Regions from separate parts of the Mus musculus genome. Here region 2 is linked to region 1. Evidence: chromatin contacts called from ENCODE Hi-C or POLR2A ChIA-PET data. All regions are on one chromosome and are shown on one strand. Each heading gives the region's core, a stretch centred on a gene start or an enhancer-like site at or near the end of the contact. The rest is flanking DNA. Distances are from core to core; before and after follow the strand shown. Region 1 overlaps Zfr2 (zinc finger RNA binding protein 2). Region 2 holds the start of Tjp3 (tight junction protein 3).

Region 1 (4,241 bases), core at 1,256-3,755:
AATGAAAGACATTGCTGCCATGCACCAGTGCTGGGAACAGACCCAGAGCCCCACATGTGAGAGTGCTCACCACTAAGCCACAGCAGGAGCCCTGGCCAGAACATGCCATTCTCTGTCTCAGTTCCAGGAGGAGAGGTGCACACCTGATCCCTTTCTTTTGTGTGTGCCAGGGCCAGAGACTGAAGTCAGACTGTTTCTCAGTTGACTTTCACCTCACTTTTTAAAGCAGGGTCTCCAACAGGTACCCAGCTCCCTGCTTGGCCAGGCTGCCTCTGGGATCCTGCCTCCCAAGGGCTGGGATTGCAGACATGAACCTCCACACCTGGCCTACGACTGGCTTTTACACAGTTTCTTGAGGTTCGAACTCAGATCCCAGCGCCTATGTGGGAGGTGATGGAGCCAGCTCCCAGCCCTGCGGGGCCTCTCTGTCCTCTAACTGCAGACCCTGTCCTGGCCTTGCTCTTACAGACAGCTCTCGGGGCAGCTCCTGCTTGATCCTCTGCAGCAGGGAGTGCGTGGGCTTCTTGGAGCAGAGCAGGGTCAGCTGTACACTGTGGTCCCCACGGAGGACAAGGCCCTTGGCCAGAATGCCAACCCGCACCACACCCTTCAGCATCCTCGGTGGTGGGGACGCCAGGGTGCTACGGAGACAAAGAGGCAGAATGTGTCAGGAGGGAGGGACAGCATAGGCTCCCAGGTCCTGAGTTCCAGGGACCTGGCCCCTCTACAGGGGACACAGATGGGAAATGAAACACACTGCTGCCACCCCCATACCCATCCTGCAGCCCACACAAGCAACCTGATCCTTGAGAGGCCAGACACCTACTTACAGTCTATCCAGCTATTTATGTGTGGTTGACCTATCTCTCTGTCTGTCTGTCTATCTATCTATCTATTTACCTGTGTATCATCTCTATATCTGAAGCAAGGGCTTACTGTCCAGCCCAGGTTAACCTCCCTCACAGTGATCCTCCTGTTTCAGCTTCCTGAGTACTGGGATTACCAAACCCAACACACAGGGAAATAGGGTAAGAGGGACTTTGTCACAAGTCTGGCAGAGGAATTTGAGACAAACCAGTAGGACAGAGCCCTGAGGCACTAACCCGTGCTGGCTGCTCTCTTCCGCCAGGGTGTCTGACACCAGTCTGAGTGCTCGTTCTGTGTGGGACACAGCTGTCTGGATGGCCTGCAGCTCTTCTTCCGTGGGGTAGATGGAGGCATGCTTACACATGACATGACGGTCGTCGCTGCTCTCCGGCCGACGCCCTGACTGTGGGGAGAGCTACCCTCATCAGGGGTGGGCTGGGACAAGACATCCCGGCAGGACTTCGGAGAGTGCTGAAGGGCCAGACAGGCTCTAGGGAGCATTGGCTGGCCATTGGCTGAGCAGCCCCCATAGGGAAACACGTGCAGGGGATTTGGGTCTGGGGGGGGGCTCTCCTGTGGCACATTTTTCCATTTCCAGGCCAGAGGCTAAGAGCCATACAGTGTGTGTCCTCCTCAAGCGAGAGGCCAGCCTTAGGTCCCTGCTCAGCCTATGAGGACAGACACTTCTTGAAGGCTGCAGGGAGCCACAGTGTGAGACAGACATGCTATGCTGGACCCACAGCACTGGGTAGTCTCAGGGTCCTCTGCCCTCTGAGGGGGTCCCAAGGCCTGATGGGGACTGGGTGTCCTACATGTTACAACAGCACCCACCTGGCGCCGTGCAGTGGCCATCCCTGGTCTGGTGGTGGGAGCTGGCAATGCCCATGCAGGAAGCCCTGGTAGCTGCTCCTCAACCTGGGGCTGTGGAGTCTCCTCAGGCTGCCTGCTGTGTTCTTCTTGCTGCCTGTGGGGACCAGATAGGGACACGGGGCTCTGGATGCCAGAGGCCTGGGAACATCAGAGTTAAGGGGTCATGAGGGCATCAGAGGTCAGGGGACATGGGAATATCAGAGGTCAGGGGTCATGGGGGCATCAGAAATCAGGGGACATGGGAATATCAGAGGTCAGGGATCATGGGGCATCAGAGGTCAGGGGACACGGGGACATCAGGAACATGGGGACATCAGAGATCAGGGGACATGGGGACATCAGAGGTCAGGGGTCATGGGGCATCAGAGGTCAGGGGACATGGGAATATCAGAGGCATGGTATCAGATGTCAGGGGACATGGGGACATCAGGAACATGGGGATATCAGAGGTTGGGGACATGAGGACATCAGAGGACAGGGGACATGGTAGCATTAGAGGTCACGGGATACAGAGACGGTAGGGAATGTCAGATGTTGAAGAAGGGTGTGAGGAGGCCAGGAGGGAACACCATGGTCACCTTAGCTCAGAGTCCCAGCGCCGTGTATCCTCCAGCTGTGTCTGTACCTGCTGCCAGTGCCTCTGTAGCCTCTTGGCCAGCACCCTCTGAATGGGGCCGCTGGGCCGGGCAGCTACTGGAAGTGTAGGATCCACTTTCTTCTGCAAAGGTAAAGCCAGCCAGATGGGCAGCCAGCTCGTGGGCAGAGAGAAGCCCCAATTAACACCCGCTGTTCTTACAGATTCATGGGCCCCACCACAGTGGCAGTAGGGAGAAGTGGGCTGAGGGGACAGCAGGCTGCATGTAGCCCACAGCAGTCAAAATGGGTCACTTTGGGGAAATGTCCTGCCCAGGCTCTGGGGGTGGCTTTACATGACCAAGACTGTCTAGGTTGTAGGCCACTCATGTTCATTCAGAGTGCAGGGGCCCAAGCACCAGGCGGGGTCATGAGTGTTGTTCCCCAAGGACAGCCACCAAAACACTCAGCCAGTAAGGAGGGTCAGCAACCAAACACAAAGCAGGGTGGGCTCCTGAGTGTCGGTGGCTTTGTGCATCTGCAGGGTCTCTGGCAGGACCAGAGGGGGAAACTCCTTCCAGTGAGTAGCAAAGCTACGAATAATGTCTGCCCGCTCACCCACCTATCTCTATACACACGCCTCACTCCCCACCTATCCATGCAGCCCTCTGTATCCCCTCTCAAGCCTTTCTTCCTGTTCCTCTCTTCACCAGCCGCTTCCCCCACACTGGTAGCCCTGGCCGGCCTCTGGCACCCCTGCTGGACACACTCTGTACTGCAGACGGTGCCGGCGTCCAGTCAGGTGCATGTCTCTGGCGTTCCGGTCATTGAAGCTGCATTCGCAGAGCTTGCATCGGAAGCGGATCACCTTCCCCTCATCACTACACACCTAGGACAGGACACGAACGTGACTCGGCTTCCTGCCGGCCAGCCCTGATGACCTGGAGGGTGCTGGACAGCAAGACACCCAGGACAACGAGCCTCCCCATGGCACTAGCAGGGGTGTGTCATCCCAGAGAAGTGGCTTTGAAAGCACAGGGAATGCCCCTGACCTGTCCCTTCAGCCTCTCAACCCCACCCCAGGGGCAAAGAGCCACCCGACACCTTGTATGCTACCAGGAACTCTCTTTGTCCCCATGACCAAGTAGCAGGCCACCGCAGCTGGCTCTAGCTGGTGAGCACTGCCCTAGACAAAGTGCAAGGGACAAAAAGACATGGCTAGGGGACCGCCACCTATCTTCTGCACACACCCACACAGGGGTCACCTGCACACACCAATGGAAGTACCATCCCTGTGTTGCTGGGGCAGTGGCCATGGAGCCAGCTGTGAATAGAGAGCTTATGAGTGGCGACTCCCTACCCTGGGTGTTTGTGCAGCAGCCAGCCACCCTGGTGCAGGCACAGTAAGTACTGCCCAAGGACCCTCGGGCTGGCATTCATAAACCAGGACTTAGGGTAGGCAGGTCCAGTTTGACTCTCCCAGGCAAAGCCGGCCAAGGTATGAAGCCATCTGAGGTAGACAGAGCTTGGCTCTCTGGTGCCAAACTGGAACAGTGGGCCCTCAGGCCAAGTAGGGTGGGACAGGAGGGCCTTGGTGCCCTGAGTGAGCTTTCCCACCCCCTGGTCCTGCTTCCCACCCCTTGCGTGGAAGGTGGACATGAGGATGGGCTACTGTGGCAGCTCCATTCACAGAACCACAGTGGGCCAAAGCTGAGCTCTGCTCACCAAGACTCAGTGTCCCAGCAGCCACTTACCTCCTCAACATACTCTGTGCCCACTGGCGCCATGTCTCCAGAGCTCCCCGAAGCTTCCCCAGGGCCTCCCCTGGTGGCCTCCACCTTGAAGTGTGATGGCCGCCTGTCTCCAGGTCGGCCATGCATTGTCTGCAGCTCAGGTGGCCCTGCCAGAAACCATGGTGGGCTGCAACCTCA
Region 2 (4,241 bases), core at 715-3,214, 46 kb before region 1:
GAAGCAGGCGGTCGAGACCACGCGCCACGGCGGGGGAGAGGGGCGAGCCCATCGCAACGACCAGGGGGATCGCATTACCTGCCGCCGCCCCACTCTCCGCAGACCAGGCCGCTTCCGCCGTCACGGCCCCCGCTTCGGCGCTCTCCGCCTCGTCCGGCACCTCTAGCTCCATGGCCGAACGCTCCGGCGGCGGCGGCGGGCCCGAGGATGCACCCGAGCTCGGCCGCCGCCGCTGAACAACAAGCGCCGCCTGCACTACAGGGCGGAGGGAGGGGGCGGGGCCCGGGCGGAGCCTGGCGTCGACGCGAAGCTCCTAACCAATTGGATATAAGGACTGGGCTTAGGGCGGCACACACTCAAGGGAGTTGCGAGCGCCCTCCGGCGTCCGGTGCAGGAAGAAACGTGTTCACGTGCGGTATGGGGGCGGAAGGCGGGGCCTCAGCAAAGTGAGGAACCTGACCAATTAGGTAGCAGGGGTGGAGCTAAAGTGAAGTACGACTCACCAGCGCCTCCAAGCGTCCATAGAGGGATGAACAGACCAGCTCAAACAAACCAGAGCGTCTGCAGGGGACCGAGATGGGGCGTGGTCTAGAGTCTACTACAGCCAATCGGATATCAAGGGGCAGAGCCTAGACATGAGGCTCAGGGGCACCCTAGGCGGACACTACACGGAGGCAGAGGCAAGCTAATCTAAGACTAGCCTGGTCTACATAGCAAGTTCCAGCCTAGCCAGGGCTACATAGGTGGGACCCTATCTTTGAAAAAACAAAACCCCAAAACTAAAACCAACAAAAAACCCACAACTGGGCAGTGGTGGCACACAGCTTTAATCCCAGCACTCTGGAGGCAGAGGCAGGTGCATCTCCAAGTTTGAGGCCAGCCTAGTCTACGAGATCCAAGAACTCAGAAATCCTCCTGCCTCTGCCTCCCCAGTGCTGGGTCTGAGTTATCCTCAGCTATATATTGATTTAAAGAGACCAACCTGGGCTATAGGAGTGTGGGCGTTAAAGAAATTTATTACATATATTAGAAGTGTATTTTACTACTGTCATTTTATCGCTTTACAACATAAGTTATCAATAAAAATAAGCATATGTCATATTGCAAAATAATAAGATGTATGTAATATATATTGTTTGTTGTGTTTTTGAGACAGACACTCCAGTCTGAGCTTCCTCCTTGCTAGGACAGGCGTGGACCATCCGTTAAGACAATTGCATCAGAAAGAGCGCTTTGGTGTGTGGTGTGGACAGAACTTGACTTAAGCCTGGGCTTCCAAAGTGTGGTCACTGGAGCCCAGTAACAGCACCTTCTGAAAGCGGGTTAGAAGCCTGAATCTGAAGTCTTCTTGCCGCAGGAACTAAGATGGGGTCACCAACTCCTCCAGCGATATGGACACCTGATAAAAGCTGAGATCTCTTTGGGCATCACAGGAAGGAACTAGGTCAGGAGTGCTCGAATTAAGAGGAAGCAAAGTTCAAAAAAAAAAAAAAAACCAAAAAACCAAAAATAAAGTCTGAAACTGGAAAGTCACAAGGGGTCAGGTGTACAGACAGGGAAGTCAATGCCAATAGAGTAGATAATGATCTTGGGTGTGGCTAAAAGGTGTGGTATGGCCTACAATTCCCCAGTGAGGGGGCTGGGGACGTAGTCAGGGGTGGAGTTCCCGCCTAGAATCCCATAGTAATGAGCTGGGCTGTGGCTCCATGAGAGTTTTGATTATTCCAGTGTCCCCCCTTGTGATGAAAGCTGGAAGCTTGACAGCGGGTAAGTTGCAGCGCGAGGCACAGCCCATTCATCCCGTAGGATGCTCAGTGTTTTGTGAGCACCTACTCTGTGGTGTAGATGCTGTGGGGTGCAGGGCTAGCTAGGCCTCTCTGGGTACTCAGGGGTTAAGGCCTGTCTGGCCACGTGAGAGCACCTTGCGACTGAGCCACAAACCCTCCCACCTGCAGGCCGGCCTCTCTTGCACTCACAATTGCGCACAACCTGCACAGTCCTGCCGGTTCCACCCGGCAAAGGGACTCGCCCACCGTTCCTTCCACTCCGCTTTCGCTGAGCAAACAGGTTGCCCGGCCCGAGCAGCCAGCTCGGGTCTCCTCCCTGCCACCCATGCCTGACAGCTATCCAGGACCCAGCTTCCACCTCCCACCCTGCGTCCATTCACTCAGCCTTCCAGACCGGTAAGTCTCCAGCTGAGCTCATCCCAAGGGCTTTATGCATCCAAGTGATCCCATGTCAGGCTCCCGGGACCCCCAAGTTTGCTCTGGATGCCCCCCATGGGAGCCGGAAGCTGGCATCCTGTGGGGACATCTGACACAGTTTCAGAAAGTTCCAGCGGGTGCAGTTTCTGCCCTGGCACAGCGCCCAGCACGCTGCAGCCCAGCCTTCAAAGGGTCTTTGTGAGCGCAGGTGGTGGCTAGGGAGGCTGGTCCCTGATCCCCTAGCAGGAAGGATCTTGGTTCCCATGGGAGGCTGGCCTGCAGTTTTGGGAGATGGCAGAGGAAGTTGGGGTACTCCTGAACTAACTCTTGAGTTTTTCTGGAACTCTCCCTGAGGGTCACCCCATATATCCAAGGCATGAATGTGCCACCTGTCCTAGGTTATACATTGTGGGGACAGGAGAGGACAGGAGCTCTGTCAGCTCCCCAAAGCACGTCTGTCAGCTGAGAATTGCACGACGAGGGTAGAACGGATGGACAGATGCCTAATGGGATTGACAGAGGAGTTGGGAGGGGCACAGGAACCTTCTGTGTCATTTGCCCCAAAACAAAGAAAAACAATTCCTTCAGGAAGGTGTGTCCAGCCACCAACATCACCACCATCCCCCCCCCCCCAGGTTATCTTATTCTCCGGGAAGGATCAGCACACAGGGGGACCTGGCCTTGGGAGTTCTGGTATTGGCTGCTGCACTAGCCCAGCCTCAGTTTTTCATTTTGCACCAAGGAGAAGCTAATGCTATAGTGGCAGGCGCTGGGGCGCTGGGGGCCCTTGTTCCCAGCTCAGTTCCCAGTTATTTGGCACAAAATGAAGTGAAGCCCAAACAGGAGTAACTGCTCCCGGAGGCTGCACAGTAGAGTAAGACTGTCGCACAGGGGGCCTTAGAGCTAACCCCCAAGAAACCTCCCTGGGGCGACATCTTAGAAAAATCCCTGTCTGGCCTGGCACTTCCGTGTGGCACCGATGCTGGGGAAAGTCCACGATGAGAATTTAGGCTCGGTTCTTCCTCCTGGGCCGGGCCGCGTGCCAGAGAGGCAGTGTTTGCTCAGGGTAGAACCCAACACCCTTCGTGGCTGAGGTCAGTGGGACACTTGGCTATGGGGACGGGCTGCCTAACAAAGACGTGTGTATTTCTTGAGCATTTACTGTATGTCACGTATATTGGGAACAAGGCTCAGACATTCATAATTTTATCTTTTCAGCTTTTGGAGACAGGATCTCACATAGCCTAGGCTGGTGTCTGTGTCCATAAGTAGCTAAGGATAACCTTGGACTCTTGATCTTCCCTCCTTACCTCGGAGGCTGGGATGACAGGTGTGCCCCATCATGTGTGGTTTGTTCTACCTTAGGAAGAGAAGACGGGAGCACTGGGGGTGAACTGACGTCTGGGGTGACAGGCCTGGGTAGAAGGTTAAGGCTCAGGCAAGTGTGCTCAGAATGGAGGGAGCCCGGAGCCCGGGACAGGCAGCTGAGCTGCCAAGGTGGGTGGGAGCCATGGAGAGCTGAGCAGTGGGAGAGGGCTCAGTGTTCGTGTGCGCCCTCTGGTGGCTGATAAGGGGGTGACTGTCAGGAAGGATCAGGTGGAGGGGCTGTGCTGAGATGAAGGTTCAGGGGCAGGGGCCAGAGGTCAGTGGTAAGGCAGGAAGGTTGGCAGACCATCAGGACACACAGAGGAAACCCTGCCCAAAAGTTATATTACTGAAAGGGCGCTCAAGAGCTATGAAATGTCAACCACACGCTCATGGAGCCCCCGCCTCAGGGGTCTTTTCACCCTGCTGTACCCCTGAACCATACATACCATTATTTGGGATAAGATTTGACAAATAGTCAGCACTCTATAAATGAACAAATATCCCCTGGAGGGTACATGAGGTTCTTGACACTGTGGAAGACACAGAGGTGTGGTTGTACAGACAGCTGCAGACTGGGTGACAACTACCCACCCCCACCCCAGGTCTACATAGTAAGTTCTGGGCCAACCTGGTCTACATAGTGAGTTTTGGATCAGCCTGGTCTACATA

The links. A loop is a pair of places that touch in the nucleus more often than their neighbours do. ChIA-PET counts read pairs that join two places held with the same protein, here RNA polymerase II (POLR2A).
Region 2: a map of v-Abl transformed pro-B cells shows a loop between it and region 1 (2.5-fold over the local background). The contact joins the promoter of Tjp3 here to the enhancer-like site in region 1. A Hi-C loop is called at or near these places in 4 of 37 maps with a recorded cell type or tissue (heart and v-Abl transformed pro-B cells). POLR2A ChIA-PET finds 5 or more read pairs at or near these places in 4 of 5 experiments (Patski and embryonic stem cell).

The regions. Positions count from the first base shown.
Region 1 is chr10:81,243,619-81,247,859 of GRCm38, reverse strand. Zfr2 (zinc finger RNA binding protein 2) reads right to left here. Exons shown (of 18, transcript NM_001034895.3): 7 at 4,065-4,210; 8 at 3,080-3,199; 9 at 2,316-2,455; 10 at 1,699-1,831; 11 at 1,104-1,270; 12 at 467-641. Among named protein-coding and RNA genes, the nearest start is that of Matk, 12 kb to the left of the region's middle. Within about 2 kb of position 2,505, at least 1 of the 3 ENCODE cell types and tissues checked has a DNase peak (open chromatin) inside an H3K27ac peak, as active enhancers do.
Region 2 is chr10:81,288,990-81,293,230 of GRCm38, reverse strand. Tjp3 (tight junction protein 3) reads left to right here and starts at 1,964. Exons shown (of 21, transcript NM_013769.3): 1 at 1,964-2,183. Pip5k1c (phosphatidylinositol-4-phosphate 5-kinase, type 1 gamma) reads right to left here and starts at 268. Exons shown (of 18, transcript NM_008844.3): 1 at 79-268. The coding sequence starts at 172.